Linked DNA regions of Mus musculus: regions 2 and 3 are each linked to region 1. Evidence: chromatin loops called from intact Hi-C (ENCODE). Cell type or tissue: gastrocnemius. All regions are shown on one strand.

Region 1 (2,500 bases):
AAGTATTTGGCTGCATCTAAGACTGTGTTTTGGGGTTACTTTTGTAGTGAAAAACTGAATCAGCTGGAAATAAATGACATCGAGAGATGTTCTTCTTAAGATGCAGCTTCTGAGACTTTTGTTCCTCCGTTAGTCTTGATGTTTGGAGTTGTTTTTTGGTGTGTGCATGTAAAAGCTGCAGGGAGGTCTTTGTCACTTAACTCAGGAACCTCTAGCATGCAGGCTGACATCTGCTGTCTCTTAGGCAAGCTGAGCTCTCTTTGCCTGGTTCTTCATATGGGAAAACTGTTGAATGGTTATGTGATGGGATTCTAGGCTTTACTCAGAAACATGAAAACAGTTAATATTTTGGCTTTAGTAGACATGGTTCAGTTCAGGTCAGGTCAAAAGATCCAGCCAATGCTGCTGGCAACTATGGTTTTTAGACTGATTTAATTTTCAGCACCTTTGCATTGCTAGCTAGAGCTTTCCTGTTGGGACCTGGAGAGCTGACTGACCACTTAGCTAGTTCTCAAAGTTTCTGCGGGCTGTGTGGGATCAGATCTACAAATATGCAGCTTGAGGGTAAGCCAGGAAGTTCATGAGCAACTAGTTTATATCCATAAGCTTTGTCTAACCCCTCATCAGGAAGCTCAGAAGAGTTGGATTTTTCTCTGTTGATCTCTAGGGTAAACTTGGAGGGTTTTATCAGAATCTAAGCAGCCTGGGAGAATTAAAACACCCAAGTCTAGTTGGCTCTGACTTTCTGGGTGAAAGATGGAAAATAATTCCATCTAATACTGCCCTGCCTCTCCTTCAAAGGGCTAGAGTGGACAGGAAAAGCGCCATTAGACTCACTCAAGCTCTGATGCCTGATCACAGGGCTATCTGACGCTTCCCCTTCTCCAACGATTCCACCCCCTGCTGCAGTCTTATCATCGCAGCGCCTTCTCCATGCAATGCTGTGTCTGGTCAGCAAGAGAACACAGCCAGACTTAAAGCATCTAGAATCACTTAACTCTATGATGAGATTTGGGCTGGGTGGAGCATTGTGGTCATACTGAATCAAACCGATCCTACCAATTAGAAGATCCAGGAACAAGGAGCCACGGGTAGACACACATCTGTGCATCAGGTTTTATTCTAGCATATTTTCATTGGTAATGATGTACATTAATGATAGTTTCATGATGCCTGACACATGGAACCTAATATAAATGAGCACAGATTCAAGCTGACTTTTTTCAGTTTTGAGTATTTACCACTTGGTCCTTAGACTTATCTTTTCCCTTCACCTGCTACACAGCACTTTGGGCATGCTGCCACCAGGGGGTGTTTGAGTGCTGCCAGCCATTGCTGATGAAGGAAACAATGGTGGTAACTAACATGAACCCAAGATAAGGGCTTGCAGTCTTCTCTTTAAATAGATACAAAATGGCGTTTTCTTTGAACAAACAGAATGGTTAGTTATCTAGGACTGTGAAGGCTGGTTGTATTCCTATTAAGGAATTTCTCCTTTAAGAAACAGGGACTTTTATTTCCTTTAAAAGGTGCACTCTTCTATTCTCAAAGAATAACACTGTGTACCATGGTGGTCCTTTCATTCTTCCATGTATGCTTAGTAAAATTATATTAACTGCATATGCATGGTTGAGTGTATTTTTGTCGAAATTACATAATGTTTTCCTAGTTGCTAAACAGATTCCACAATTAGTAATTGAATAGTTATTCTCAGGGTTTTCTATTGGGAGGAGATACTATGATAAAATGATTCTAAGCATTATTTATCACACACCAGGCCTATCCTATGCAGGAATCTACACACATTTCTACGCTCCATAGTTTTGCCAGGTTGTGCAAAAACAAACAAAAAACAAAAAACAAAAAACAAAAAACAAAAACAAAAACCAGAGATAAGTACTTCCCCCCAGCACAGTTCTGGCTGTGACAGGTATGGGGACTCCAGAGTTGATGCCAGGCAACAGAATACAGGAATACAACCTGCTGAAAGACAACCAGCTTTTCAAAACTTCAGATGACGTTCAATTTTTAATTTTTTTAAAATTTTTTTATTACGTATTTTCCTCAATTACATTTCCAATGCTATCCCAAAAGTCCCCCATACCCCCCCCCACTCCCCTACCCACCCACTCCCACTTTTTGGCCCTGGCGTTCCCCTGTACTGGGGCATATAAAGTTTGCGTGTCCAATGGGCCTCTCTTTCCAGTGATGGCCGACTAGGCCATCTTTTGATACATATGCAGCTAGAGTCAAGAGCTCCGAGGGACGTTCAATTTTTTACATTTGTAAATAATGTCACAATGTTGACAGATTACATTTAACCTGTTTTACTTTTTTTTTTTTTTAGATTTTCATTTTCGCATGGCATTGCTGGGACAAGACTGGATTTTGTTATGGTAATACATGCCACATACTAGAGTGAGTACATGTTAACTCTTAGCCTCATATTCAAATAACCCTTGTTCTCTCCTAACTGAACAAACCTGCCTGAAGGCTACAA
Region 2 (2,500 bases), 260 kb after region 1:
AAGGGAGGAATGTTTTCTTTGTTTTGGTTTGGTTTGTTTGTTTTTGTTTTTTGTTTTTTTGTTTTTTCGAGACAGGGTTTCTCTGTATAGCCCTGGCTGTCCTGGAACTCACTCTGTAGACCAGGCTGGCCTCGAACTCAGAAATCTGCCTGCCTCTGCCTCCCAAATGCTGGGATTAAAGGCGTGCGTCACCACTGCCCGGCTTCCTCAGACTCTTATAAACATAAATCTGGGAATTTTTTTAAAGCTGCATCATAAACTATATTCTTACAGTGAATTAAACAAAGTACTAGGTGGAACTCTATAATGTAGTCTCTGTTCATAGTTCTTTACAATATTTTATTACTATTGAGCTGCAAACTCTGTAGAAAGTTTTATATAAACCACTTGAAAATATGATCATGTGATAGTTCAAACTGATAGCTACAGAAAGATAGCAAAAAGATGAGCATGCTTGTTTTCTGCATGAAGGAAGTATTCTGGAAGAAAGCTAGTGATCTTTCTCTAAATAGTAGCTAAAACACAGAACTCATTTAATAATTGCTAAGATGAACTGCATTTTCCTAAAGTTATGATATTCTTAGGAAAGCTCAATAAACCCATCTGGTTTCCATCTCTGGATAAGTAGCAGATTGGGAAAAAATATTCTTGATACAAAACATCAATAAATACTAAAACAAATTTTAAACATAACTTGAATTTTTTTTTAAGTAAAGAAAGTTTATAAATCCAGACTGACAAGCACTCCTGGTACAAGTGTCTGGAAGGCAATAGGGATGGTTTCATGACAAATGAGCTCTGTAAGCCTATGCAGACACAGGAGACAGTCACCACACTTATCCAACAGAGGCACATACTACACATTATAATGCCGTTGGAATAAAAATAAACCCTCCCCCAAAGAACTGGTAAGCAAAGACCAGCTGCCATGCCTGCTTTAACTGTTTATGGAATCCACCTGAAATCTATGATCTTTGCAGCTGGATTTGATATATTAGCATGAAACATGGTTCCAAATTGAAAATAACCCCTGGGACATTGGTCAGAAATAAATCATTTTCTCTAAAGAGACACAAACTGGAGCCAAGCATTACAGAACTGCCACAAATTAAGCCCAAATAAAACTAAAGGCTAACCAACACGAGGAGAAAATCCAGTAAGCGTAAACAGAAATGAAAACATCACTGGTCAGACTGTGATCATAAAACTCCTAAGTTTTAAGTTTAAGGTAATCAATACAAGGAAGACAGCATTCTTGAGAAAGATACTGTCAAAAAAGACTAAAATCTAAAATTAAATAGGAGTAAGAGAGAAAGTGCACACACACACACACACTTTCCGAAGAATATTGAAATCCCCAAAGGGGTGGAGGATACAAATAGTTCATGATGAGCAAAGAATCTAACCAGTACATAGCTACCCACACTAACCTTGTAAAACAGTAGTGTGACTAAAGCATTAGAGGAGAGACTGCTCAACAGTTAAGAATGCTTTGCTGAGCCTGAGGACCCAATTTGGGTGGCTTACAACTGCGGGTAACATCCACTCCAGGGGACCCACTGCCCTCTGCTGGCCTCTTCAGCACCTGCACTCTCAAATTTTAAAGAGACTAAACACTAGATGATAATAACCTAAGAATGGAGAGAGCAATCACGACTAAACTATTCTAAATTCGGTTTTCGCTCAGGAAGAAAACTATACCTATTCGTTCACATTGTTATTGCCTAAAAAGTGTGCATGTTGTGCTGGCTTCGGGTTAAGCAATACAAAGAAGTATAGTTCTTGAGTGAGGAGGATCTAAAAACTCAGGAAGCACTCCACACTTCTCAAACTGCCTTCTGAATATTTATATTTACACTCATCGACAAATGCTACTTGCAGGGGGTGTTTTTGTGCACTGTGTATTCAAATGCTAATATCTGCACCCAGAGACCTGGATGCAGCCAGGACTTGCTATAATATTAATTTACATATATGTATAATTAGATATTTTCTTTATTTACATTTCAAATGTTATCCCCTTTCCTAGTTTCCCCTCCGAAAACCCCCTCCCCCCTCCCCGTGCTCCCCAACCCACCCACTCCCATTCCTGGTCCTGGCATTCCCCTATACTGAGGCATAGAACCTTTACAGGACTTGTCCTCTCATTGATGGCCGACTAGGCCATCCTCTGCTACATATACAGCTAGAGCCACAAGTTCCACCATGTGTTTTCTTTGATTGGTGCTTTAGTCCCAAGGAGCTCTGGGGGTACTGGTTAGTTCATATGGTTGTTTCTCCTATGGGGCTGCAGACCCCTTCAGCTCTTTGGCTACTTTCTCTAGCTCCTTCATTGGCTATTGTCCTTATTAAGAAGTATTTCCTGACTCGGTTTTTGTTTTGTTTTTTTTGTAAAACATTGTTCTTCATCGTCTTCTGATTGGTCAATAAAGAGCTGATCAGCCTATAGCTGACAGGAGAGAAGGCGGGACTTCCGTGCCTTGAAACAGGCTGAGGTTCT
Region 3 (2,500 bases), 61 kb after region 1:
GTTTTAAAAATGAGATCTTGGAGAGATATTTGTATATCATGTCCAGAGAAGATAACACGTTCACTGATAATCATACAAGGCATTGTTAGTCTTAGGAAATTCTGGCACTGGCTCCAGCATGGGTGAACCTTAATGACACCAAGTTAAGTGAAGTAAACCAGCTACGAAAAGAGAAACGGTCTGTGATTCCACTCCCAGAAGCAGCACACGCACAGAGAGAAGAGAGACAGAGAGGTAGCTGCCAGTGACTATAGGAAGAGGAAGTTCACTATTTAATGAACACACAGTTTCAGTTTTGTTGGTGGAAATTGCTGAGACTTGGTCTGTTGCTATGAACTGTAATGATAAATACTGGCCCCCAAGGTCTGGTTGCCTCCAGGCACCAGGAAATCCTCATGTATACCAAGATATGATATGTAAACTTACTCCTTAATTTAAAACTATTGGTTGAATAAAGAGGCCTACGGCCTATAGCTGGGCAGAAAAGAGGTAGGTAGAATTTCGATTCTTGGGCTTGGGGTCTGAGACACAAGAGGAGAAGGAGGGAGAAAGTGGAAAGACGTAAGTGGGGTGAGTGAGTCATGAAAACATAGCCATGAGGGCTGGCCAATTGAAGAAAGAGTGGCCCAGGTGAAACATGGCAAGTTATAACTCAGGGTTATTGATAGGGGTGTAGATACTAATAGCGTAGAGGCTAGATATCTGCCAGCTCTAGTGTCGTCTAAGACTTATTATAAATTTAGAAGTTTTTGTGCCTTTTTTCTGGGAGGTAAATGATCTAAGGTGGGGTTAAAAACCCCAATTAATATTAGTGACAACAGGAAATGTCCCAGAAGATGCCTTGTGAAGCAAGAGTATACTCAGCACTACTATAAACTTAAAAAATTTGAATCATAAAGATTCAAAAATAAATAAACCCACTGACCCGGCAACCCACTGTTAGGTATTTATCCTTTCAATCTGATAATCCCAGTGTAAAATGGTTTGAACGGAGTTATTTGATTTATTATTGTGTCTAATTGAAACATGAAGATTGAAAATGACCAAAACTCTCAAGACAGAGAACTACCTAAAATGTTATACTGAATACTATTTGAACCATAAAATAATACAAAAATAAATTTGTATATGTAAAATGCAAGTGTGGCTATTAGAATACCATTTCCTTCTTTGTGCATAGACTTCCTGTTATGCTATCTATATAAAGGATGGCCCAAGACTGCTCTGAGGGGTGGCCTTCAGATAGTGGAATGGGGTAGTAGGCTGACTTACAGTGACTTTCCCAGCATCTATAGGGTTTCCAGGTCTGAAAGGCAGATAATGGGAGCAAATGAGGTCTGGTGACAGTGACTGGGCAATTTATTGGGTCAATACTTCTGATGGAACAAAACTTATCTGTGGCTGGTGAGGATGTCCAGCAAGAAATTCTGACCTCTTTTAACTCTTCAGTGTATATATATACATATATATACATATATATACATATATATATACATATATATACATATATATACATATATATACATATATATACATATATACATATATACATATATATACATATATACATATATACATCTACATCTACATCTACATCTACATCTACATCTACATCTACATCTACATCTACATCTACATCTACATCTACATCTATATATATATATATATATATATATATATATATATATATATACATATACAGACAGATATACATTTGGATGGATGGATGGAGTAGAGCCCCCACAAACTACCCATCATCTTTATTTCTTTTCTCTGGACTTTTTATAGACAAAGTTCTTAGAAAATTACCCCAGATAAGATGTTATACAAAACAGGAGTAACAAAAGAATGTTGATACTAAAAGTTCAGAGCCCTGTTTCCTTCTGTAAGCTCATTTTAAGTTCAAAGCAACAGTTTTCACATGCCCTTACCTTATCATGGTGCACACCTGTGGCTTCATCCTTGAATCCAAATGCTTTTCCTTGAACACAAATTCGTCCCACACCCACCTCTCCTTTTAGTGTAGTATGAAAGCTCATTGTAGTCTTATTATGCAGCCTTTACTTACTGTATGAGAAGCAGGCACATTCTATTCTGGATTCTAACTTTGTTACATCTTTCTAGCAAACAACCAAAACATCTATTAATGCTTTCTTCCTAAAAGTATTTAAATCAAATCAAGAACTCTATAAAATCACTAATTTATCTAAACAGCATTAATTCATCAAAGTTCATCTCTATGTTGATCTGCAGGAGATCTGTCCAACAGTGTGGCCTGAGGCCAGGAATCCAGAGGCTATGTGATAGTAATAGGAAAATGTACCAGCAACAAGAAGCAATCCTGAGGAGAAGTTTCTTGGGACCTTGCCTCTCAGAGCTCATCTATCTTAGGCTATGCAAAAAAGGGCAGGCCACCTCCAGGAAGACCACCTGCTAGCCTTAGCCTTTCTTAGATTGCTCCTGACAGCTAACTTCATTGTGTATGGTTTTGAGCATTCTG

The links. Hi-C counts contacts between places; a loop is a spot of excess contacts. Peaks named below come from ENCODE experiments on the same cell type or tissue, not always from the same donor. Only the 100,000 strongest peaks of a DNase experiment are listed, where the experiment ranks them.
Region 2: a loop joins it to region 1, with 9 times the contacts of the local background. A loop is called at or near these places in 12 of 42 quality-filtered maps.
Region 3: a loop joins it to region 1, with 2.3 times the contacts of the local background. A loop is called at or near these places in 9 of 42 quality-filtered maps.

What each region holds. Positions count from the first base shown.
Region 1 is chr5:21,325,380-21,327,879 of GRCm38, forward strand. The region is part of intron 4 of Ccdc146 (coiled-coil domain containing 146); the gene reads right to left. Among named protein-coding and RNA genes, the nearest start is that of Fgl2, 46 kb to the right of the region's middle. In gastrocnemius, a CTCF peak has its summit at 1,312 (motif pointing right); a DNase peak (open chromatin) is centred at 1,305; H3K27ac peaks cover 1,124 bases.
Region 2 is chr5:21,585,431-21,587,930 of GRCm38, forward strand. The region is part of intron 7 of Fbxl13 (F-box and leucine-rich repeat protein 13); the gene reads right to left. Among named protein-coding and RNA genes, the nearest start is that of Lrrc17, 43 kb to the left of the region's middle. In gastrocnemius, a CTCF peak has its summit at 1,561 (motif pointing left); a DNase peak (open chromatin) is centred at 1,545.
Region 3 is chr5:21,386,331-21,388,830 of GRCm38, forward strand. All of the region lies in intron 2 of Ccdc146 (coiled-coil domain containing 146), which reads right to left. Among named protein-coding and RNA genes, the nearest start is that of Fgl2, 15 kb to the left of the region's middle. In gastrocnemius, no CTCF peak of the experiment used is centred here; no DNase peak of the experiment used is centred here.